Regions from separate parts of the Homo sapiens genome. Here all the other regions are linked to region 1. The links are chromatin loops, found by intact Hi-C in ENCODE. Cell type or tissue: ovary. All regions are shown on one strand.

What was found. Hi-C counts contacts between places; a loop is a spot of excess contacts. Peaks named below come from ENCODE experiments on the same cell type or tissue, not always from the same donor. Only the 100,000 strongest peaks of a DNase experiment are listed, where the experiment ranks them.
Region 2: it touches region 1 in a loop (2.0-fold over the local background); 4 of 110 quality-filtered maps call a loop at or near these places.
Region 3: it touches region 1 in a loop (2.2-fold over the local background); 3 of 110 quality-filtered maps call a loop at or near these places.

The regions. Positions count from the first base shown.
Region 1 is chr16:12,092,194-12,100,193 of GRCh38, forward strand. The region is part of intron 11 of SNX29 (sorting nexin 29); the gene reads left to right. Among named protein-coding and RNA genes, the nearest start is that of SNX29, 120 kb to the left of the region's middle. RefSeq lists enhancers at 4,497-5,430, 5,359-5,653. In ovary, a CTCF peak has its summit at 3,181 (motif pointing right); DNase peaks (open chromatin) are centred at 3,208, 3,808 and 5,608; H3K27ac peaks cover 3,592 bases.
Region 2 is chr16:12,157,957-12,165,956 of GRCh38, forward strand. All of the region lies in intron 13 of SNX29 (sorting nexin 29), which reads left to right. Among named protein-coding and RNA genes, the nearest start is that of SNX29, 190 kb to the left of the region's middle. RefSeq lists an enhancer at 5,282-5,782. In ovary, no CTCF peak of the experiment used is centred here; a DNase peak (open chromatin) is centred at 4,244; H3K27ac peaks cover 2,056 bases.
Region 3 is chr16:12,401,017-12,409,016 of GRCh38, forward strand. It overlaps SNX29 (sorting nexin 29), which reads left to right. Exons shown (of 21, transcript NM_032167.5): 18 at 2,432-2,513. Among named protein-coding and RNA genes, the nearest start is that of SNX29-AS2, 32 kb to the left of the region's middle. RefSeq lists enhancers at 4,400-4,499, 6,026-6,155. In ovary, no CTCF peak of the experiment used is centred here; no DNase peak of the experiment used is centred here.

The sequences.
Region 1 (8,000 bases):
CCTGAGTAGACACACTTTGTCTGCTAGTTAATTGCCATTTTCCTCCTCCCCCAAATCCTGCCTGACAAGTAGTTGTTCAAGAGACATTTAAAGAAGGAAGGAAGGAAGGAAGGAACAAAGGAACTAATGTTTATTTTAGTTCTAACAAGCATGGAGAGTTAAAAGTGCATTCTGCAGGAATGAATTGAAACCGAGTTCCCAGAGGGCGGGCTCCAGTCTGTTATAATCACCATTGTGTCTCTATCTCGGGATGCAGTAAAGGCCTGGTAATATGAGTTGCTCAAGGGAGTGGATTTTCACCTTTTTTCCTCTTGTGTCAGGGAGATGCAGCTGGTTGTAGTGGAATGATGCATTACAAACTATTTGCTCTCAGTGAATGGGAACACTTGGTTTTGATCCTGGCTCTGAGAGTAGTAGGTCGCTTGACCTCTCTGTGCCTCAGTTTCGCAAGCTATGAAGTGGAGGAGGCTTCCCTCAAGGATTCTTTGTGGTGCTGACCATCTGTTCTGGGAAAGGAGCCAGAATATCCACATTCTCATTTGCGGTGATTAAAGAACCACTCTGCTGAAGTTTCTCATGACTTGCCTGACCTCGTTAGTTTCTTTGATACCAAAGACAGGTGTCTTCCTTTCCCCCTTGCCTACTGTCTCCTTTACACATGTGGTGACATTCAGGTGAATTTGAATGGCTTTTGGCTAGGCAAGCCAGTATCAGTAAACACACTGGCTTGGACATTTGGCCCATAACTTTTTATACCCGAGGCCAGGTGTTGGCCGATGTGGGAAGAGGGCTGGAAAGAGGCAGAATGGTATTTGTGTGAGTGCCAGACCCCTGTGGACTGTTTTGCTGAGATGCTGTCTTATGGAGTTTGTAGAGGTGAATCAACAACTGTCTTTGTGAAAGGCAAATGTCACCTTCAGGTTTTAATTCTGAGTGGCCAGCAGCCCTTACATTGCCACTGTATATCATCAGAGCCACTAGAATATTAGATATGTAAATCCTTTCTGCACTTTACACATCCTTTAGTTTTGTAGGGCCCTGATGTCAGTGATCACGGCAAGTTGAGAAGCAATGTGTTGGGATGGAAAGAACATGGGTCAGGCAGACCACAGCACTGCTGTTCAAGAGCTGTGTGGCTACGTGCAGTGGTTCCTGGCTGTAATCCCAACACTTTGGGAGGACAAGGCAGGAGGATTGCTTGAGGCCAGGAGTTCAAAACCAGCCTGGGCAACATAGTGAGACCCCCTCTCTTTACAAAAGAAGAAGACAGAAAAGCCAGACATGGTGGCACGTGCCTGTAATCCCAGCTACTCGGAAGGTTGAGGCAGGAGGATCTCTTGAACCCAGGAGTTGTAGGCTACTGTGAGCCTTGATCGCACCACAGCCTGGGTGACAGAGTGAGACCGTGTCTTAAAGAGAAAGATCTATGTGACCCCGGGCAAATGCTTTAATTTCTCTGAACTCGTTTTCCCAGTCCTTGAAATGGTGGTAATATTATCCCCTTGGTGGATTCCTGGGAGTTATATGAAGTGTCTGTTGTATCTGGGAACCTCATTGGAGGCTCATAGATAGTTTTAGAGATTTCAGATACCTCTTGCAATTGTGTGCAAAATCGTGCTTGTGTGTTTGTGCACATACGTGGATTTTCCTGGGGAGAAGTTCCTTTGCTTTCACGACTCTCCTTCAGAGTGTTCCAGGCTTTAGAAAAAAGTAAGAAACACGAAACACTTCAGGTAGTTAGCAGGTGGTAATTGCACATAGTGTCTGGGGCAACACTGGCAATCGTGGTATCATTATTTTTGTTTTTACTGTTCTGCTTGCTGATGTTAAACCAGCTACACTGGCTGTGTTCTTACGCACATCCCTACATGTATTAGCAGTGGGAACCTGGGCAAGTTATTTAAGCTAACTGTGCCTCAGCGTTCTCGTCTATAAAATGGGGCTATCATAGTACCCCTCTGACACAGTTGTGAGGATTAAATGAACTAACAGATGGAAGATACTCAGAAGATACACTATGTAAATTACCACCTGAGCTATCGAAGGGTGTTATATGCTATGTAAATTATACCTTGATAAGAAAAATTGGAAAAAAAATCCAAGAGAGTATCTGGCATCTTAAAGACTGAATAACTGGTAGGTGTGATCATTAACAACACCCTCAAAGGGTACGTTGCTGACGAATCTTCCTGAAAACAACATCTGGGCCTTATTGTTGAACTGCAAATAGGTTGACCTGATTTTCCATCTTACTGAAACCATCCCTCCTGCAGAGGCCCTGAAGTTCCCTTTAGCTGGTATCTACCCCTCAATCCTCCCTCTGGTTAAGAGGACATAAACCAGGCTACTCTTTCTATGAGGCCTGAAAATTGGAAGTGATCACGCAGGATGGTGGTTCTTAGCTGGGGGTGATTGCAACCCCCAGGGGACATTTAGCCATGTCTGGGACATATATGGTTGTCACACCTGGGATGAGGGTCCTTCCGGCATCTGCTAAGTAGAGCCCAGGGATGCTGCTGAACGTCCTGTGGTGGACAGGACAGGTCCTCCCAACAGGACAGCTCCTCCCAACACAGCATTATCTAGTCCCAAACGACAGTACTTGAGAAACCCCAAGACAGAAGGAAGCAGCAGGGCCGTTTTCCAGGAACCGTATTTTGTCTTAGGCTTTTTTTTTAAAACCTCTCGCCTCCTGCATAGGTCAAGGAATGAAACTTAGGAAAAAATGAGCCTAAAGAAAATGATAGATCCCAGGGAGCATTTGTTTGTGTGTGTGCGCATGCATGTGTGTGTGTATGTTTGGGAGCTTTTTCGTGCCATCACTCCTGCAATGAAGATGATGATTTAGGAAGGCAGTAGATGCATAATGATACAGACCTGTGGAATGCACCAGACTAAGTGATCCTGACTCCGTAGCTGCGGAAGTACCGTCACTGCTGCGGAAACCAGCTCACTGGTACTACTTTACTAGATCTTAATCAAAATTCATTCAGTTGATATTTGTTGGTGTTTACAACAGCCTTGTCTCCCTTCACCTCCTTTTTAACAACAAAGTTTCTACTCTTGAGTTAATTTCGTTTGAATATATGGTTATTTGGGAGCTGGAGGTTGCAAGAAAGCGGCTCAGGCTTTATTCCTGCCAATTTCAGGAAGAGCCACATTGGAGCCACCAGGGGGCGCCCTAGTCTTTTCTCTGCCGCTTTCCTTCCGCAGCTGCGGGTGGTGGTTATCTGAATTTTTCATGTCCAGCGCGGTACCCCTTTCAGTGGTGAGGTCGCGAGTGGTGGTGGTGTTGAGAGCAGTGGTCTTTTCTAGTTGAAAAACATCAAGCATGCATGCAGCTTTCTGTTCACCATCAGTATAGCACAGTCATGCATTGCCAGTCACTTTGTGGTCCTGTTCTAAAAGGGAATTTGCAGCTCATCAGAAAACATTTCCCCTGTGTCATTGCTTTTCATGAGATATAATTGATTAGCTGTGGGTATTCAGCTTTTGAATCCCGATTGTTGCCTTCTTGCCCCTTTTTTTGGGGCTGGGGAGTGAAGGTGATAGAGTCAGGTGAGCCCAGACCATCCGGCCCATTTGTTTCCTTTTAATTTGTTAGAGCTTTTGATTGTGAGCCAGGGCAGAGAGGGCAAGAAAAACATCCTTACTTGTCAATAGGCTGTGTTGAGGGGGTCCTTTTTTTTCCTCTTGGCTATTATTGGAAGAGATTCTCAACGCTAGTGAGGCGTTCTGGCTCATCGCCTAGCAACACAATTCCAAACATTCGGCAGCTCCAGAAATGAAGTTGAGGAGTGCTGTAGTAACATCAGAGAGAGATGCGAGGCCCCGCAGCCAGCTGCTTGCTTGGCTAAGGGCTTCATGATAAAATTTTAGGATGAGATGGTGGGGCAGTGGCCGTTAAATCGGCTGCAGTCTGAGCCCCCTGCCCCTTAACTGCCGAGAAGTGAACCTAGGTGACGTGGCCAACACAGATCCCTCACGCTGGGCATCTTTCTTTAAAGGGGAAACTTCCCACTGAATTTTGTGTATTAGCCCTTCAGTGACTGTCTTAGTGTCTTAGTAATTGGAAGGTTCCAGATGGCATTTAGACATGCCTCACTTCTTTATCATCTGTTTATTCATTCACCAAACATTTACCAAACATCTCTCATGTGCTGGGCGCAGTTCTAGGTGCTGAGGAGCCAGAGGTGGGGATCCAGCTTGGCCATGCACAAGCTCTGTGTCACATGTTAAAATTTCCCCATCATTATAATGCAGATTTAAGAGTGCCAGCACCATGGGCTGTTGTGAGGACTAAATGAGTTCATACACAGAGAGTGCTTTGACATTGCGCTCAGCACTCAGGAGATGTTAGCTCTTCTCACATGGGCCCTGCCCACAGAGCATTCTAGTGGAGTTTTATGGTAATAAAGAAATGATGAATGATTGGATGGGGCAAAACGGGAGGCAATGGGGTCATGTGGGAGTGATGTACTCTTTGTTATCTGTGGCACTGAACAACCGCCACTCGATCCACCCATGGGAACGAGTTCCCCGTGAAGTGGGAAATTCCTAATGGAAGTTTTAGGTTATGCAGTACAGCTCCCAACTCCTTACCTGGAAAAAGACCAGTGCTGGATGCTGGTCACTCATATAGACCCTGGATTCCTTGCTCCCAGGAGGGGAAGGAGGAACCGATGACAGCAGGATGAATGTAGCAAGGATAGGGTGGCTGAGGTCCAGAGGGTCACAGGAGGGAAAGGTTAAGGGCTCGGTGCAGGGGAGGTCAGGAGGTCTTGCACAGATGGGGATGCTGGGCCAGAAGGGAACCTCCCTGCAGTGTGCAAAGGGGGCTGACAGTGATCTTCCAGGCTGCACCTCTGGTTCCGTCACTAAGCACTGCAGGATGTCGGGATGGGCTTGAGGAGCTGTTGTCGCCATTATGAAGCCCTTGAGGAAGCATTGGTGATGGTGCTGCCGAGTACTGAGTCTGTCCTTGTCACCCGTTAACTCACGCATGTCTGCGATCCTGTGAGAGCTTGCGGTGATCCCCATTTCACAGAGGAGACGGGAGTGCTTAGCGGTAGATAAACCTAGCCAGCATCACACAGCCAGTGGCCGGTGGAGCTGGGTTGCACAGCTAGGCTCTTACTCCGGGAAGAATATGTTTTAGCTTCACCTGGAGACCCTGCACCAAGCCAGAGGGCATTTTGAAGGGGCTGTATTTCAGGCCGACTTCCCGCATCTGGCTGGTTGTTCCCTGCCTCACCAGGCTCTCACTTGTCTGTGGTTAATGATCCAGGCTGCAGTGAGTACACAAGGTCTCAGTATCATTTCTGTGCTCTTGGTTTGGGCCACACATGATTTTTTTTTTTGGTCTTTTTTAGCATTTGTTCATTTTATTTGAGGTCTGCTGCATTCCTCCTGACCTCCCTAACAGCTCAGACTCTTAATTTGTTTACAGACTTTCAGGAAGGGCTGTCCCTGAACTCTAAGCTAGGATCAACTTTTGGTCTGGAGGTTTCTAGCCGGCTATCTCAGCTGGGCCAGGCAGCAGCTTATGTAACCGTTTGATGCAATTCAGAGCCAATCCAAAATGGGCCTCTCGCTCAGGGGATGAGACGCGGTCAGACTTGTTTGAAATGTCAGCTTTGTTTGAGCTGGGACAGCTCAGTTTGTAAAGTTGGAAGGCGGGGGTGGTGGGGAGGCAGCTGGGTGTGAGTTTATTGGGAAGGAGTAGCCTGACTGGGCTGCTTCATTAAAGTTGGGGGAGCTGCACCGCCCTGGAGGAGAGCACCCCAGGCTCCTGCAGTCCCACATGAAGGGCTCACGTCCTGGCTTTGCCATTTACTTTGTCCGTTTCCTTATTTCCAAAAGGAGGTGAATAGCACTTGCCATGTGCAGTGCCCGCACACGCTGGGCCCAGAGGACGCTCAGTACGTGGCCGGGGTGCTTACGTTTTGGTTGCAGCCCAGCAGTTCTAACCCTTCCCCTGCCCCCTCCTTCAACTCCTTTTCCTCCTCCTCTTCTCCCTCCTGCCCTAGACCTTAAATATTAATGTTAAAAATTTGTATTTAAATTTTTGTTTTGCATAAGTATATATTTACATGGAACAAAACTCAAAAGGTACGTATGGGATACCGTAAAGGATTTCTCTTCCACTCCCACATCAGCCACCTTGCTCCCCGTCCAGGACTCTAACCATTGGAGTTCACCTTCTGGAAGAACGTCGCTGCCCAGTTGAATAGGGGGTTGGGCATACTGGAGCTCCCACTTGCAGTGGCCACCGCGTGCCCTTTGATGGGACGTTACATTGCATTTCAGCAGCACCCAGCTGCTTCCAGGTGTCTGTACACACCGTCGGTTTCATGTGCGCAGACGATTCAGTTTCATGCGCGCCCGATTCAGTTTCATGCTCTTCCGTCTGCCGGGACACCCTCCCCTCTCCTCCTCTTTTGCCTGGGTCGTGCTTATTCATCCTGTAAGACACAGCTTAGGCGTCACCTCCTCCAGACAGACAGACACGTGAAGATCAAGAGGCTAGCTTTGTCATCAGTAAAGCTGGTTGGAAAACAGAGCTTTGAACCTGTGGGAAGGTGGGCTTACAAAACCTCGTCCCTGAGTCTAACAGTCAGAGGTAGAGACCCCCCTCAGGGCAGTTCCTGAGCACACCTTGTGGGGAGGTGAACAGGTGGGTGGGCTCTGAGAGAACCCACAGGAGCTGAGCTGAGGAAGAGCGCCTCCTGTCTGGCCCAAGTGGGCCAGGTCACTCCCTGCATTGTGGGAGCAGAGAGTACGGGACAGAAAGAGTGAGGGTGGGAACTGGGGAGTGGGGACCTACTTCATGTGAAAATGGGAGGTCAGAGAACTGGTGGCTCCCCTCCAGCACAGAGCACTTCATGAGGAAAGAGACACTTAGGTTTCAGGCTGTTGTTAGATACATGGCTGTGGCTGGTGACTTTGCTGAGGTTCTGTTTTCTCTTCTGCAGAATGGGACTAATTACCTGTCTTTCACATGTTTGCTGTGAACATTGGCTAAAATAAAGTAGGTAGAGAGTGGTGTCTGAGTCTGCGAGGTGGTCAGCTCAGCACTAAACCCAGGGCCCTTGGTTCCGTTTTCTTGTACTGCCCTTCTCCCTGATTCTTCTCGAACCTCCCATCTCCTCTTCCACTGAAGGAAGGAAGAGGCACCGTGATTTTTGAATGGGGTTGTGTAGCTCGTAGGGGAGTTGGGTATGTGTGAGGAAGGGCCAGTGAGTTGGTGCTGCATTGTTCCTGGGTAGTTAGGTGACAGCTGGCAGCTCAGTATTTAGTGACCTAAACAGGGAGGCTCCAGGGACAGGAGCAGATGCAGCCTGTCTGAGGGCGGCTCTGCCCTTGGCTCTTGGGTCCCCCACAGCGTTCTGGCCCGGACTCCCGGTGAGGGTGGAGTCCTGTCGGCCTCCAGAAGGAAGCCCAGTTCTGACCATGCCCTCTACCCTTTTGTATTCAGACTCCCACCAGCATCTGGGAGGACTTGCACCAGCCTGCTGTGCCCTTTTGATTCGTGGAGTGTGGATCCCTGGGCTGAGGGACGGAGCAGAATGCCTATTGTGCCTATGTTCCTGGGGTGCTAGCCCACCTCCCTCTGTGGTGCAGTGCCCTCATGACTGCCTGGCTCTGAGATGGAAGGACCCTAAATGCAAATCCATCTCTGGAGTGGCACTCTCCTGTGAGCGCTAGGCATGATGAACCCGGGATGATGGTACTTGATCAGTGTGCAGGCACTGTGCTCAGTACTGGACATGGATTTCCCCTGTCTAGTCCTTGCAGCGACCCCATGCAGCGGCTACTGTTATCGCCTCTCTCTCATTGAGCAGAATCAAGGCTCAGCGATGGAGGAACTTGTCCAGCATAGGGAGTCCTTGGTGGGAGAGCATGGGACTTCAAAGCCCACCTCTTAAACTGTGAGCCCAATACCTTCTGGCTTTTCATCCTTCAGTCATTCATTCACCAAATGTTTACAAAGGCCTGCT
Region 2 (8,000 bases), 66 kb after region 1:
TGTTTTCCCAGCATCCCAGACTTGTATTATAATTCACATTACATCACAGCATCTGGTATAAGTTCTCAGGTGCTAGGTACAGTGACCAACTCCAGCTGACCGTGCATGAGTTAAAGCGTTGCTGCTGCTTTTTTTTTTTTAGAGACAGTTCTCACTCTGTTGCCCAGGCTTGATTGCAGTGGCGCCATCATGGCTCACTGCAGCCTCTACCTCCCAGGTAGAGCACTTTTAATTTTTTTAATTTTTTTATTTTTATTTTTTGAGAGAGGGTCTCGCTCTGGCACCCAGGCTGGAGTGCAGTGGCGCAATCTCGGCTTACTGCAATCTCCGCCTCCAGGGTTCAAGTAATTCTCCTGCCTCAGCCTGCCGAGTAGCTGGGATTACAGACGTGCGCCACCACACCCGGCTAATTTTTGTATTTTTAGTAGAGATGAGGGTTCACCATGTTGGCCAGGCTGGTCTCGAACTCCTGACCTCAAGTGATCCACCCACCTCGGCCTCCCAAAGTGCTGGGATAACAGGCGTGAGCCAGTGCACCCAGCCGGTTTTAATTGTCACAGATGTGGGCACCCAGTAGTCCTGCTTGAGCATTCTCACATATTTTGTGGTCCATTTGCCTAATGATTCATAAGTGCCTCACAGGCCAAGCTCACATTAGTTCTTTTCTTGAACATTGATATGATGCCTCACCCAGGCTGTGGGCCAAAAGGACAGCGTGGCATGATGAAAAGAACATGCAACGTGCACCGGAGACTCGGGGTAGCCCGAGTGGAACCCTGCTCCCTCATTTCCTGCCGTGTGACCTCAGGCAACTTTGAGCCTGTTTCCTTATTTGTGAAATGCGGATATGGGGATTGAGTGAAATGGGGGAACCCTTAGCTCAGTGCTTGTCTGTTTAAGTATTGACTTCTGTCCCACTTTCTCTAGTTAGTGCCCAGTAAATTGTTGACTTGATCTCAACTCAGAACGAGGATCTTTGCCTGTGGCGTGGAATCATTTCTCCAATCATGGAGAATGGGCGGAGAATGAGATTTGTAACACACCTGCCTGTTAGTTTTAGATGAGCCCTTCTGGAATTAATATGGTGTAGGCTTGGGTAGAAAGCACATCTTGTGCATAACTGCATTATCTTAGCAATTAGCTGGAATGAAGGTTCCATGTGCCCTCTACTGAGGACACCCGTCTAACAAAGGGTTTCTTTGGCTCCCAGCAAGGCTGGCACCCCTGCAGATGTATGACGATACCCAGCCAAGTTGATCTCTCTGCCTAATCCCTAGTTCCAGGGATAGCCTGTGGAGCATTGTAGGGAGTTGGCTTCATTCCTCACCCTTCCATTCTTTCAGAGACGATGGCTCAGCACACTGTATGTTGGGCTGCTTCTCAAGAACTAATTCCCAGTAACTAGCAATCCCAGTATTGAGTAGATGCAAGATGATTTTGAGAACTCTCGCTGTTCTGTTTCTAGGCTTCAACTTCGGATATCTTGGACCAGGCGTTTCTCCCTAAAGCTTTTGCTGAAGTTTCACCAAAGGATTTTATGAGACTGTAGGTTCCATGGACCACATCTGCATAGAGACATGGCTGTGTATTTCACAAGTAGGAGAATAGAAATCCCCACTGGGGCTGGGCACGGTAGCTCACACCTGTAATCCTAACACTTTGGGGAGCCGAAGCAGGAGAATCACTTGAGCCCAGAAGTTTGAGACCAGCCTGGGCAACATAAGGAGACCCTGTCTCTATTAAAAATAAGTACATTTAGAAATAAAAATATAAAAAGGAAAGGAAATCCCCAGTAGGACTGGGAGAACTCATACCTCATGGGTAGTGGGCTCAGTGGCCTTGGTGAACACTTAAGAGAGGGACAGGAAGTACAAGGTCCTTTGCTGCTACTCCCTTATCCCGTGCTTTTGCAGACATTACTAATCAATCACTGCACTCTTTGTAGCCCTAGAATCTTAGAATCCAGTGCATCTAGGCAGCCACTTCCAGTCATAGGCACCAATTTTCTTTACTGAAAATCTATTCTTCACCTCTCTTGTCTCTGGGAACTCTAAGTAAGTCCCTTTCCAAAAGCGCAGGCTAGTCAGATGTCTCTAACAAATGGTTCTAGGGCCAAGTGGGAATGATGAGATTTGCCACAGCAGGGAATAGCACCGTGACTCTGATGTTGCCAGGTGTGGAAATGATGCTGGTGAGGCCTGGGTGGTGGTCTGGATGCCCACTGTTTGCCCCATTGCTGGGTCTGCTGGACCCCACGAACTGCCTCCACTCCACTTTCTGACTGTATTCATGTTGCTGAGGGGCGTCAGGGGGCATGGTAGGAGTAGATGTTAGGTTTTTAACATGAGGAATCTTCATTTTAGTTTAGATTCAGGATCTTTCAGCCCTCTGAGTCTATCCCCTTGGTTACATAGCAGAGAGGCTTATGTGCTCTGCCAATTAGCCCACCAACTTTAGAAGGTCACAGCCAGAAAAATAGTCTTGTGCTAATGATTTAAAAATAACTTGGTGTTATTATATCATTCCATTCCTGTGAAACATCTAGGATAAGCAAATTTCTAGAGACAGAAACGAGATTAGTGGTTGTCAGGGGCCGTGGTTGGGGTGTGGGTGGTTGGGAGTGACTGCTAATGGATATAGGTTTTCTTTTTGGGGTGATGAAAATGATCTCTTCATAGAATTGTTGTTGTTGTTGTACAGTCTTGCAAATATGCTAAAAACCACTGGACATGCACTTTAAAAGGGTGAATTATATCTTAAGGAAGATTAGAAAAAAGTAAGGAGATTTTGTACAAAATAAAATCAAGTGTTAATAACAGCTACTACTGAGCACTTAAAAACGTAACTTCATGGCAGAAGTGTTAGTGCTGTCCCCCATTTCTTGATGGCATTATAGCATCAATGTCTGGACTGTGGGAGCTTTCTCTTTTGGGTCTGAAATATTGAGATCTTGACTGCTTTCACTTCTGGCCTTGTGCCGGGAGTAGCGACTGTATGTGTGATTTCGAGATATGCAAATCATCCTCTTCTTGCTTTCCTGATTTTTCTCAGGATTGCTGACATGCTACAGCTGATCAAAACCCACACCCGAGTACATTTTTGACAGAGATACAGTGATGATTTCATCTTTCATTTTCACCTCCCTCTATCAGTCCCGCAATGATTTCCAGTGTCTGATACCTCGTCACGTTCTGCGGTTGATAATACTATCTCAATTCATGGCCCTTGAAGCCATGTTGACCACCTTTCTGACCTTTGGATAGACAGGGAATACCAGATGGGCTGCGTTTTCCCCTCGGATTTTCTTTCCAGCCTTTTCCCTTTCCACTCTCTTCTTTGCCCCGAGGCGCAGCTTGGTGGACTCCATCACGAGGTTCCCCGACCTCTGACTTATGGTTGGCTTTGGCCCATGTGGTCACTGGGAAGCTCTGCCAGGAATGACTTGAGGCTGGGGCAGTTACTCTCTCGTCTTCCTCTCTGCTGGAGGCTGCAGCTTCTTTAAGTGGCATGGCATCACTGCCCAATTGATGCTGGGCTCCAGTAGCCACTGTCTACCTTACCCTTCAGGCCTGAAGGAGCGTAGGGTGGGCATCTGATACGGTTTGGATGTTTGTTCCCTCCAAATCTTACGTTAAAATGTGATTCCTAATGTCAGAGGTGGTGTCTGATGGGAAGTATTGGGTCACGGGGACAGGTGGGTCCCTCATGAATGGCTTAGCACACTCCCCCTTGGTCATGAGTGAGTTCTTGCTCTATTAGTTAATGCCAGAACTGGTTACTTAAAAAGAGCCTGGCACTTCCACCCTCCCTGCCCGCCCTTCTTCTCTTGCCTGTGGCACGCCAGTTCCCTATGCCTTCTGCCATGACTGAAAGCTTTCTGAGGCTTCACTAGAAGCAGGTGCTGGACCGCGTTTCTTACACAGTCTGCAGAACTGTGAACCAAATAGACCTCCCTTCCATATAAATTACCCAGCCTCAGGTATTCCTGATGAGCAATGCAAAATGGACTAATACAGTCTTTCCACAATTGTCGGCCCCCGAATCCCTCACCACCCCTGTTGGTTTCTTTTCACCTTGCTCCTCTGTAAATGGTCTATTAAACCTCACCATCAACCCCTTTGATGGTGCCATGTACTTACTTCCTGCCGGGCTTTGACTGAAACACCAGGCTTGTTCCAACTGGATGGCTTTGCACGTGATGGCTCCCTTCTTGAACACTCTTCCCTCAGATCTCAGCACGGTCGGCTCCTTCTGAGGGTGTCCAGCCTCAGCACACATGTCAGCGCCTCCGAGGGGCCTCGTCTGTTTACCCTCTCATCGTCCATCCTAGTACCATGCGTCATTTTCTTTATATCACTTTGACCCTCTGAAATGATCAATACTTGGTTGGCTGACTGGGCTTGTCCAGGGCATCCACACCCTCCTAAGTAGATGAGGAGTTGGCAAATATATTCTGTTGAGGGGCAGAGGGTAAATATTTTTGGCTTTGCAGGCCATATGGTCTCTGTCACAACTACTGAAGTCTGCTGTTGTAGCAAGAAAGCTGCCAGAGACATTACATAAATGAGTGGACATGCCTGTGTTCCACTAAAACTTCATTCACAGAAACAGAGCAGAAATGTGTGGTAGGCACATTCTATTCAATAAAGCTATTTAAGAAGCCACAAAAAATACACAACAGGCTGGATTTGTCCTGTGGGCCATAGTTGATGACCTTGAGCTAGCCTGAAGGCAGTGGGGTCTTGTGTGTCCTGTTCACTTTGGGTCCAGTGCTTTGAACGGGGCCTGGCTCGTAGGAGGTGCGTAGTAACTGTTCCCTGAATGCAGACCCAGGAATGCCTGTTCCATGCAGGTCATGGTGCTGGGCAGCGGCAACACCCTGGAGGGCCGGCAAGCACGTGTTTATCACACAACATAGTTGTTGCTTTGTTTTTCTTTTTTTTTTGAGACAGTCTCACTCTGTTGCCAAAGCTAGAGTGCAGTGGTACGCTCTTGGCTCACTGCAACCTCCGCCTCCAGGGTTTAAGTGATTCTCTCACCTCAGCCTCCCAAGTAGCTGGGGCTACAGGCATGTACCACCATGCCCAGCTAATTTTTGTATTTTTAGTAGAGATGGGGTTTCACCATGTTGGCCAGGCTGGTCTCGAACTCCTGACCTCAGGTGATACGCCCACCTTGGCCTCCCAAAGTCCTGGGATTACAGGCGTGAGCCACTGCGTCTGGCCAGTTGTTGCTTCTGATGGTAGATAGGAATGTCCTTTGCGGAGCCCCCAGGGTGAATTGGGTCACCCTGCTGAGAAAGGCGGGACTGGCCTCCCTGAGGAGGGAACACTGGAGCTGCGTCTGGAAGGCTGATTAGGGGTTTGGCAGGTGGGTGAGGTGGGGTAGCAGGGAGGAGGGCTTTACGAGAAGCTTGAGAGGGCCTGGTGTGTTTGACGGACTAGACTCTGCTACCCAGGGTGTTGAGGGTGACTGGAGAGGAGCTCAAGTGGACAGAGGCCAGACCAGAGGCCTGCACACCATGCCTGGTGGTGGGTCATTATCCTCTAGGCGATGGAGCAGCACTGAGGATGCAGCACCGATGAATTCACATGGTTAGAGAGGCGTTTCCATTGAGAGCAGTGTGGAGAGTCATGGAGGGGCTGGTGGCAACAGGAGACTAGAAATCTCCTGTAGAAGCTTCCCTCTATAGAAGCTTCTTGCCCCACATGGGTCTTGGTCTAGGGTGGGGTCTTGGGAGGATTTGTATTTGTTAAACCGAACCTTTTGTTCAGCCAGGGCTGAGGACTGTTCCCTGCCTCGGCACATCCTGCGGTCTCTGTTGGAGAGAACGGACCATAAGCTGATGCAGGCTCTGTTTCTGGCTTGCTCGATGGTGGTACTGTTCCGTGGTGCAGAGGATGAGCAGGTGTAGGTGAGGAGAGGGTGTGTCCAGATTTGGACATTCTACAGGAGTGGGGTGGGGAGAACTGAGATGTTAACAAGTAATTGAAAAATGAGGTCACAGGTAGTACAGCTCTCAAGAAGACAGTACAAGATGATGATGTGAATCTGCAAAGGACCTATGGAGTGGGAATATCTTTTGGTTGGGAGGGTTTGCTTTCTTAGTTGGGGAAAGCATTTTGGAGGTGCGGTGTGTGTGTAGGGGCACAAAGGAGCCAAGACTGGAAGGATGAGGAGGAACCAGCTCTCCCAGTGTCTGGGGGAAGACAGGGAAGGGCATATGCAAAGGCCCTGGGGTAGGGATGAGTGTGGGGTATGGAAGAAATGTCAAGAGGGGCGCAGAGCAGAATGTGAGAGGGCAATGAGGTACGAAATAAGGCATTTGAGTGGAGTTTGGAAAACAGAATTTCCAGTTGACCAAGATTTCTGGTTAATAGAGTACTAGTTATGCTGGTTTAAGAAAACCCGTGCGATAGTGAATGACTGTAATAAGGATTTATAAGATGTACTTGGGAATCCTTGATCCTGTAGGTTCGTGATTTTGAGAAGTTCAACTGCTACATTTTTGCCCCTGGCCTAGCATTACAACCTTGAGAAGATTGAGTACTGTTTACAAGTATGTACTTTTTTGGTTGATAATATTTCTTGAAACTTCTCACTTTGAAAGGGGCCATACAGCATTTGGAAGCTGTATGGGCAGCCTGAGCATTTGGCTTGGATTTAATCATGGGATTTTCTTACTTTGGGCAGCAGAATTCATATAAGTGTGTTTATTCATGCCTTTTTTTTTTTTTTTTTTTTTGAGATGAAGTTTTTTGGCTCTTGTTGTCCAGGCTGGAGTGCGGTGGTATGATCTTAGCTCACTGCAACATCCGCCTCCCGGGTTCAAGCAGCTCTCCTGCCTCAGCCTCCTGAGTAGCTGGGATTACAGGTGCCCACCACCATGCCCAGCTAATTTTTGTATTTTTAGTAGAGACAGGGTTTTACCATGTTTGTCAGGCTGGTCTTGAACTCCTGACCTCAGGTGATCTGCCCACCTTGATCTCCCAAAGTGCTGGGGTTACAGGTGTGAGCCACCGCACCCGGCCTTATTCATGCCTTTTTGACTCACTTCTCCTGTGGCTGTTCTTGAATTTGCATTTGCCATCATGTGAGTGAATCAAGAGTTTGTCGTGTTCGGCCTTTTGAGGAACAGGATAAGGACCACTTAGCAGAACTTTTGGAGACATACTGGCATCTTATTAAGTGGGAAATACATGGTTTCACATGGAAGTGAGTATAAATCGAGTAGGCCTGTGTTTTTGCTTTGGAATCTCTGTTGCTCATGTGTTTCCTGCGTAATTGTCCTGAAGAAGAGAGGAGCTTGAGTGACATGCATTCTGCAAACATCTTGCTCCCTTTTGCAGTGTGCTTTCTAGTTATTATGTGGTGCATATACAGCTTGTGAAGTTGTTCAGCAATTTAGTGGCATAAAAAGATAACCTGCTTGTCAATTTTTGTCTCAGGTCAAGTCACTTATGCCTAAGAAAAGATGAAAAATGATACATGTAGGCAAAATAGTCAATCCTTTAGTTTGAGTCTGTATCAGCTAAACATTTTTTGTAAGCCTCCTTTTACAGGTTTGTTTTTTACCATTCAAATATTAAATATAAACTTTACTTATTTTTATTTTATATTTTGAGACAGAGTCTTGCTCTGTCACCCAGACTGGAGTGCAGTGTTGCAATCTTGGCCCACTGCAACCTCTGCCTCCCAGGTTCAAGCAGTTCTTCTGCCTCAGCCTCCCGAGTAGCTGGGATTACAGGCGCACGCCGCCACCATGCCTGGCAAATTTTTGTGTGTTCAGTGGAGACGGTGTTTTGCCATGTTGTCCAGGTTGGTCTCGAACTCCTGGCCTCAACTGATCCACCTGCCTCGGCCTCCCAAAGTGTTGGGATTACTGGCGTGAGCCACCACACCCGGCCAGACTTTGATTCCCTTCTGACTGATGAGAGTCAGCCAGCTCTGCTGCACACTAGCCATGTGACCTTGGATCTACCACCTCACCTCTCTAGGCC
Region 3 (8,000 bases), 310 kb after region 1:
GAGACAGGGTTTCACCATGTTAGCCAGGATGGTCTCGATCTCCTGACCTCGTGATCCGCCTACCTCGGCCTCCCAAAGTGTTGAGATTACAGGCGTGAGCCACAGCCCCCGGCCTCAGTACCCCACTTTTAATAATGGATAGGATAACTAGACAGATCAGTAAGGGGTTAGAAGATTTGAACAACATGAGAAACCAATTAGATTTAACAGCAGAATGCACATTCTTCTCAAGTGCCTGTAACTTTCCAGGAAAGACTGTATGTTAGGCCACAAAACCAGTCTCAATTAATTTTTAAAAATTGAAATCATCCAAAGTATCTTCCTTGACCACAATAGAGTTAAATTTTTTTTTTTTTTTTTTTTTTTGAGATGGAGTCTCACTCTGTTGCCCAGGCTGGAGTGCAGTGGTGTGACCTTGGCTCACTGCAACCTCTGCCTCCGGGTTCAAGTGATTCTCCTGCCTCAGCCTCCCAAGTAGCTGGGACTACAGGCGCGTGCCACCATGCCCAGCTAATTTTTGTATTTTTAGTAGAGACAGGGTTTCACCATCTTGGCCAGGCTGGTCTCGAACTCCTGACCTCAGATGATCCACCTTCCTCAGCCTCCCAAAGTGCTGGGATTACAGGTGTGAGCCCCTGCACCCAGCCCACAACAGAGTAAATTTTATGGAGATTTGTCTCTCTCCCATGTTAAAACTGAATGCTCCAGAAGAAAGGGCTGTCTGCTTCTTTTATTGCTCTATCTCCAGTACCCAGAGTAGTGGCTTCTCAGTAAAACTTGTTTAATGAGTGAGTGAAGGAACAAAAGGATGAACAAATGAACTAACATCTAGGAGGGAGATGGGTCACTTAAACAATCAATTTCTGATACAGTGTGGTCAATGCACTGAAAGAGAGAACCATTTAACCCAGGCTGGGGTAACCTCGCTCTAACCCTGGGAGGTTGTCCACTCCTCACCAATCCAGAAAAGTTAATAAAAACCAGAGTGCTACTTATATTTCTGCCTTGTAGCCTGACACAGAAATGAAAGGAGAATGTTCTAGGCACTAATACAATTTCAGGGACCTTTCCAGGAGGAAAGTGATTAGATACACAAACCAGTTTTGATGGCTCAGAATTGCAATGTACAAATTGCCTTGAGCCCTGGGGAAGTGATCAATGGGGTTTAATTTACCCCTCAAAGGAGGTCAGCTCCTCTGCTCAGAGATGAGAAGAAATGCTATTTCAGGAGAGACCCATTACCTGAAGGGTTATTGTCATTGTGAAAATGAAATGGTCTTTACTCTAGAGGTTGTGAGAACATTGAGTCGTGGAATCTTCCATCACCGGTGTCTCAAATTGTGTTCCAAGCCCAGAAGGCTGGCGAGTTTTTATGAGCTGCTCTTGAGAGAGAAGGAGAGCTCAGGAGAAAGCATTTAGCCCTGGAACAGCTCTAATTAGAGGCGAAGGCCGGGACCTTACAGCCCTTCCAGAATGGTGCAGCACCGTTTTGATAATTATTACAATTGATCTTGAAGTTTCAGGGACAGTCAGCTTATTCGCTCTGTGTAATTTGGATCCAGCCGGGTACAAATGTGACAGTGACTTACGAGTTAAGTTTAAAGTCATCACAGAAGACAAAACAATCACATAACCAAAATATCTGTTAAACATGCCTCACCTGGCCCACGCGAGGTGAGAAATAAATGATTTGACCATAGGTAAAAGCATGGAGCTGTGCGTGGTAGGTGCTCAGTAAATTATTTTGCATTTGAATTTAAACCTTGGTGTATTGGACCCATATACACAGTGTTTTTGGAAAAGCTGAAAGAGAGGTATTTGTACCCATCAGCCTGGTTTTCTAACTTGTCATTTTCTCTGGTCCCTCCCTCCTCCCATCCTAAACAGCTGTCACCCTTGTTGCCATGAGTGTTGGTCTCCTGAGCTCGTTTGTGGAGTCTGATCTTAAAATGGGCTCAGGGTCAGGGTCTAAAGTCAGCTCAGTGAGGAGGCAGCGTGACTGCTGGGTGCTCCAGAAACGCTGGGCATTGCTGTGTGTGACCTCCTGTGATCGCGTCCTTGGGGCTTCCGGTTATTATCTTCATTTTCAGATGTGGAGACTGAGGTTCAGATACATTATGGGCCAGATCACTCCATAAGAACTGAAGGGAGCTCTTTCACATTCCGGAGTACAGATTGTGTGTGTATGTGTGTGTGTGTGTGTGTGTGTGTGTGTGTGTGTGTGTGTGTGTGTGTGTGTAGAGAGAGACAGACTGAGTGATGACTTAAACTTGTCCTTTAGCTTGCCATCAGGTGTGATGTAAGTTGTCATAAATTGCTTGTGCATAATACCTCTTGGAGTAGAAAATTGTCTCCTTTCCTCTTTTTTATTTTTTATTTTTTTGTAAGTTAAAATGTCTAATGTTGGTCTCTCTCTCTTCCTTTTGGTTAGATCAAACCGGGCGCTGATCAACGTCTGGATCCCCTCAGTGTTTCTCCGGGGCAAAGCAGCAAATGCATTCCACGTGTATCAGGTGAGTGCCTGGTTTTCAGGTGGACATCACAGCTGGGTGGAAAAACGCCCATTTGTCATGCTGTGGTGCTTTTTGCCTCTTGGTGGTGGGGCGCTATGATTAGGAGGCTATGGCCTTCCAGACACCCACATCTTAACTGCCCAGAGGCCTTGCCGAAGAAGTCTGTGGCTTTCAGTTGGGCAGGGGGATACGGTGGGCCTCTTCGTGCCAGTCAGGCTCTTAGTGTGGCTGCTGTGGAATCTCAGCTCAGACTGCATGAGCAGAAACGGAGATGTGTGTTTGCTTGTTTTGCATCTGAAAAGTCCAGTGGTAGGTCGGGCCTTGGGCATGGCTGGACCTGCCATCAGGAACCTGCTGCCATATCCTGTGTCTGCTGCTTGGTGACCCTCTCAGGCCAGCTGTCCGTGGGTTGACAGGATGACCCCAGCAGCGCCAGGTTCTCAGCCTGGAAGGGCGGGTCTCACTGGTGTGTCCTGGATCTTGAGCCTCTTCCTACACCTTGGGGTTGGGTGACGGACTCTGTGACTGGCCTGATTCAGCTCATGTGACCACCACTGTCGCCAGGGTGGGTGTTTACCTCACCTGACCACATGTCTGAGAGTGGGGAAAGGAGATTCCCCAAATGAGAGCCAGAGAATTCTTTCCAAAAGAAGGGGCAATGGATACTGGACAAGCGGGACCTGTAGACATCGCCTCTGCTTCCTTGGGGTACGGATAGCCGCACCCAGGTGGGCATTGAGTGTCTGGGGCAGCGAAATGTGTGTCTGCTTAGGAGGTGATTTTACCCAATCAAGGGGACTCCAGTTCTCCGTCTCCTCTCTGATTTTCTGAAGCCTCTTTTAGCCCTGCCCACAGCTCGTCTGCATGTCTGTCTTCCTTCTCCTCCTCTCTCTTACCACGGACTCTGATTTCCAGGCTTTGGTGTGCCCTTGTTCTGGGACTGCTTTGTTCTCAGTGCTGAGCCCCAGCTGCTTCCTGCTTCTCCTGTCTGCTTGTGCTAAAATAATTGTCGTTAGGTTTTGTTTTATTCCCCATGAGCTCTCTGCAAACCCTTGGATTTTGTTGCCATTTTTCTTAGTGAGAAATTGACTTATTGAAGAAATTTTCTTGTCTATTAAGATATTTTTCCCCAAAGAGTGGGGTGTTGAAGAAAGGACACTGAACTTGAAAGCGGAATCCCTGGTTTAAATCCTGTGACCTTAGATGAGTCTTAGTTTCTTCAGCTGTAAAATGGAGACAGTAATCTATCTTGTAAAACTGTTTTGAGATTAGAAATACCTGGCCTGCAGTAGACACTCTATTCATTTCTCACCTTCCCAAATGACCGCTGTGCTTGGTCTCAGGTCTAAGCATAATATGCACATCTTACTGGAAATCTTAGGGACAGATGAGCTAGACTTTGGCATGAGAAGTTTGTTTTAGTTTGACACCTTCAGCTGGGCAACAGTCATAGGAGAATCTTGAGTGTTCATGTTGTTCCCAGCTCCGGTTTAAAGGGAGAATTAGATATTATGGATTTTCAAAAATCCTCTTCTCTTTGTTTCTCCTTTTGTCCCCCACAAACCCAACTTTCTTATTTGACCCTTCAAGTTCTGCATTGTGGTCATCAGAGAGCTGGAAGGTGCAGCCTGGAGGATGAAAAAAGTACAGCAGACAGCTCTATTTTAGAGCAAAATTAAAACATGTTATCACTTGAGAGGTTTCCTTGACCTTTCAGTTTTGACTTTTCCCCCTGTTTACCCCATGAAGCAACTTGGCAATTTTTAGCTCCTGAAAGCTATGAATTGAGACGGACCTTAGCAAATATGCCGTTGCCTGGGAGATTGTTTCCACAGTGGCCACTGTGGCAGTGAAGCCACTCTCTCCCCGTCCTTTACGGTGTGAAGCTCTCATGGGTTCAGCCCTGCTTCCAGCCAGCCTCAGGCCTGGCCGCTCTGCATCGCTGGGAGCAACTTCACTCCACGCCTTTGGCCTTCTGCAGCCTTCCTGATGCTGGGGTGTGTGAAGTGGTGTCTCTTGCATGCAATTATTTTTCTCTTTTTAGCAAATGATGCTTCTGATTGGTGCCTGCAGAGCAAAATCAGAGCATGTGTTTGGAAGCATTTTAGAAATCCTTTATTGCCATGTTTTTACTTTATATAAATGATATTGCATAGAAGGTGACTCATTTAAAATACTGGTACTGTTGAAGAGTACTTATTTTAGAATTAAAAAAGTATGCTGGCCAAGCATGGTGGCTCACGCCTGTAATCCCAGCACTTTGGGAGGCTGAGGCGGGTGGATCGCCTGAGATCAGTAGTTTGAGACCAGCCTGGCCAACATAGTGAAACCCCATCTCTACTAAAAATACAAATTAGCCAGGCGTGGTGGTGGGCGCCTGTAATCCCAGCTACTTGGGAGGCTGAGGCAGGAGAACGGCTTGAACCCAGGAGGCAGAGATTGCAGTGAGCCGAGATCGCACCATTGCACTCCAGACTGGGTGACAAGAATGAGACTCTGCCTCAAAAAAAGAAAACAAGTATGCTATTTAATTCCACAAAAGATTTGACATAATTTCTAGAGAAACGTCTAAAAAAGAATGATAAAAGAGAGGTTAAAAAAAATACATCAGGGTCAATGAAAATGTAAACTAAGGGTTTAAAAGGAAAAAGCGGAAAGCATATATATGTGTCATGAGATTCTACACAGTTGCACTCATTGATTTATGAATTTCCTGTGGGCTTCCTGGCAGCCATTGTGAAAGGGAAATGTGGTTATTTGGATAATTCTGTTGCTAATGATAAGAAAATATGTTAATTCTTTAAAAGAAGCTGTAAAAGAAATTTCCACACAGGATTTGAGATTAAACAATAAAAAAGGATAGAGTAGACAATCCCCATCTACATTCCCGTGACAGCCACTGTCTGGTTTTCTTAAGATTTCCCTTGAAGGAAACCAAGGGCATAACCCCAAAGTGAACATAAATTCGACTGGAGAGCCAAGACATGTAGCTTTCTCAGGAGAGCGGTGCTCCCTGGTACTGGAGCTGCGCTGTCTGTACCAGAGCTCCTAGCCATGTGTGGCTCTTGAGATTTATATTAATTAAAATGAGATTTATATCAATTAAAATGGCTCATGCCTATAATCCCAGCACTTTGGGAGGCCGAGATGGGTGGATCACTTGAGGTCAGGAGTTCAAGACCATCCTGGCCAACATGGTGAAACCCCATCTCTACTAAAAATACAAAAATTAGCTGAGCGTTGCTGTTGCATGCCTGTAATCCCAGCTACTTGGGAGGCTGAGACAGGACAATCGCTTGAACCTGGGAGGCAGAGGTTGCAGTGAGCTGAGATCGCGCCACTACACTCAAGCCTGGGCGACAGAGCGAGACTCTGTCTCAAAAAGAAAGAAAGAAAATGAAAGATTCGGCTCCTCAGTTGCACCACATTTCACATGCTGAGCAGCCAGACGTGGCTGATGGCTCCTGTTCTGGACAGCACAGATCTGGAACATTTACCCCACACACAGAGGTCTGCAGGGCGGCTGCCTTGGAACAAGCTCTCCTAGCGTGTGGGATGGCAAGATGGTGGTGTATGTGCCAAGTCAGGATTTAGAAGGACCACACTGGCCATGAAAGGCCACATCCTGCGGGGAGAAGGGCCCCCGCTTTTTCAGCCCTTCATGGCTTCCAGCTCCTTGGAAGAGGAAGTCTCTGTGTCACTCTCTTACCTCTCATGTCCCTCTGATCTTTCTTAGGAAAAACAGCAAGGCTGGGGTCATTGCCTTTGGCAGGTGACAAGCTTAAGGTTAATTAGATTGTTTTTTTTTTTTCTGTATTCATTTTTACATTTGCCTCCTAGTTATGTCACAGAATTCTATTTTTCCATTTACCATGGTGATGTACAGTCCCCCTTTAAAATATATTTTAGGTAAAAAGGAAATGAGTCAGCTTAAAGAAAGCTACTAAATAAACAATCGTGAAAACAGTCCAAAGTTTAGCATGATGCTCTATGAATGATTGATATTTGGGTAGCACTATAAAGGAACAGATAGACTGTGATTAACAAATACCAGTATAATAATTAGTAGCCACCTCTCACTGGTTTGTGTGTTGTGTAATAGCTCATTCAATCCTTGTAGCCATCCTGTGGGGTAAGAAACTCTTACCCCATTTTATAGGTGAAGAATCAAAGGCACAGAGAAGCATCTCATTTACTGACATGTTTTTCAGCCCCCAAAGCAGTCTCTGACAAGGTCCTGGTCTTTAGAGATTCTGTGTTACTGAAGGAGGGCTGAATCAAGCTCTTTAAAAATCCTAAAAGCAGCTGTGCATGATGGCATGTGCCTGTAGTCCCAGCAGCTCCAGAGGCTGAGATAGGAGAATTGCTTGAGCCCAGCAGTTTGAGCCTGCAGGGAGCTACGATTGCATCTGTGAATAGCCCCTGTATTTCAGCCTACGCAACACAGTGAGACCCTGTCTCTCCAAAAGAATGTAAAAATTAACTGGGCATGGTGGTGCATACTTACAGTCCCAGCTACTGGGGAGGCTGAGGCAGGAGGATTGCCTGAGCCCAGGAGTTTGAGATTGCACTGAGCTGTTATAATGCCACTGCCACTCCGGCCTGGGTGGCAGAGCAGGACCCTTCTCAAAAAAACAAACAAACAAACAAAAAAAAAACTAGAAGCAGCTGGGACAGTCACCCTCATTCCAAAAGGCAAGGCCCAGCTCAACGAAGATCTCACCTGCATGGGCAGCCACCTACACCCCTGAGATGGTAGGCTAAGGGCAGGCCTGCAGCCAAGCCAGGACTTTTCCATAGGACCTCTCTGGGTCCACTGTGGTGCACACATTATCCAGCAAGCCCTCCACATCCAAGAGCCAGGCTGAGATGGTTTGCTTTGGAAAGTTGTCAGAGCAGTTGCTGGTCCACAATAACTTCTGTGGCCGTCCAGTATCTCAGGACATCTTGTTTGAGCAATGTCAGGGTCCCAGAACCTGCCTCGGGGTGGCTGCTTGAAAAAGTCCTCCGGCCAGGTGCAGTGGCCCATGCCTGTAATCCCAGCACTTTGGGAAGCCAAGGCGGGTGGATCACCTGAGGTCAGGAGTTCAAGACCAGCCTGGTCAACATGGTGAAACCCCATCTCTACTAAAAATACAAAAATTAGCTGGGCATGGTGGCACACGCTGTAATCCCAGCCACTCGAGAGGCTGAGGCAGGAGACTCACTTAAACCTGGGAGGCGGAGGTTGCAGTGAGCCAAGATTGCGCCATTGCACTCCAGCCTGGGGGACAGGAACAAAACTTCTAAAGGAAATAAAATGTCATCCTACATGCCAAAGAAATTAAGGTAATTCCCCTGCTATGTGCAGTCACAGAGCCCCCACTACTTCTATTGTGGAAAAATCTGGAATTATATTTGGCACAGAGGATTCTAGCAAGAAGTGCTGTGCATTGCCAAGGTTGAATGCAAATTATTGCAAAAAGTTTGTGTTCCTGTGTCCTGAGA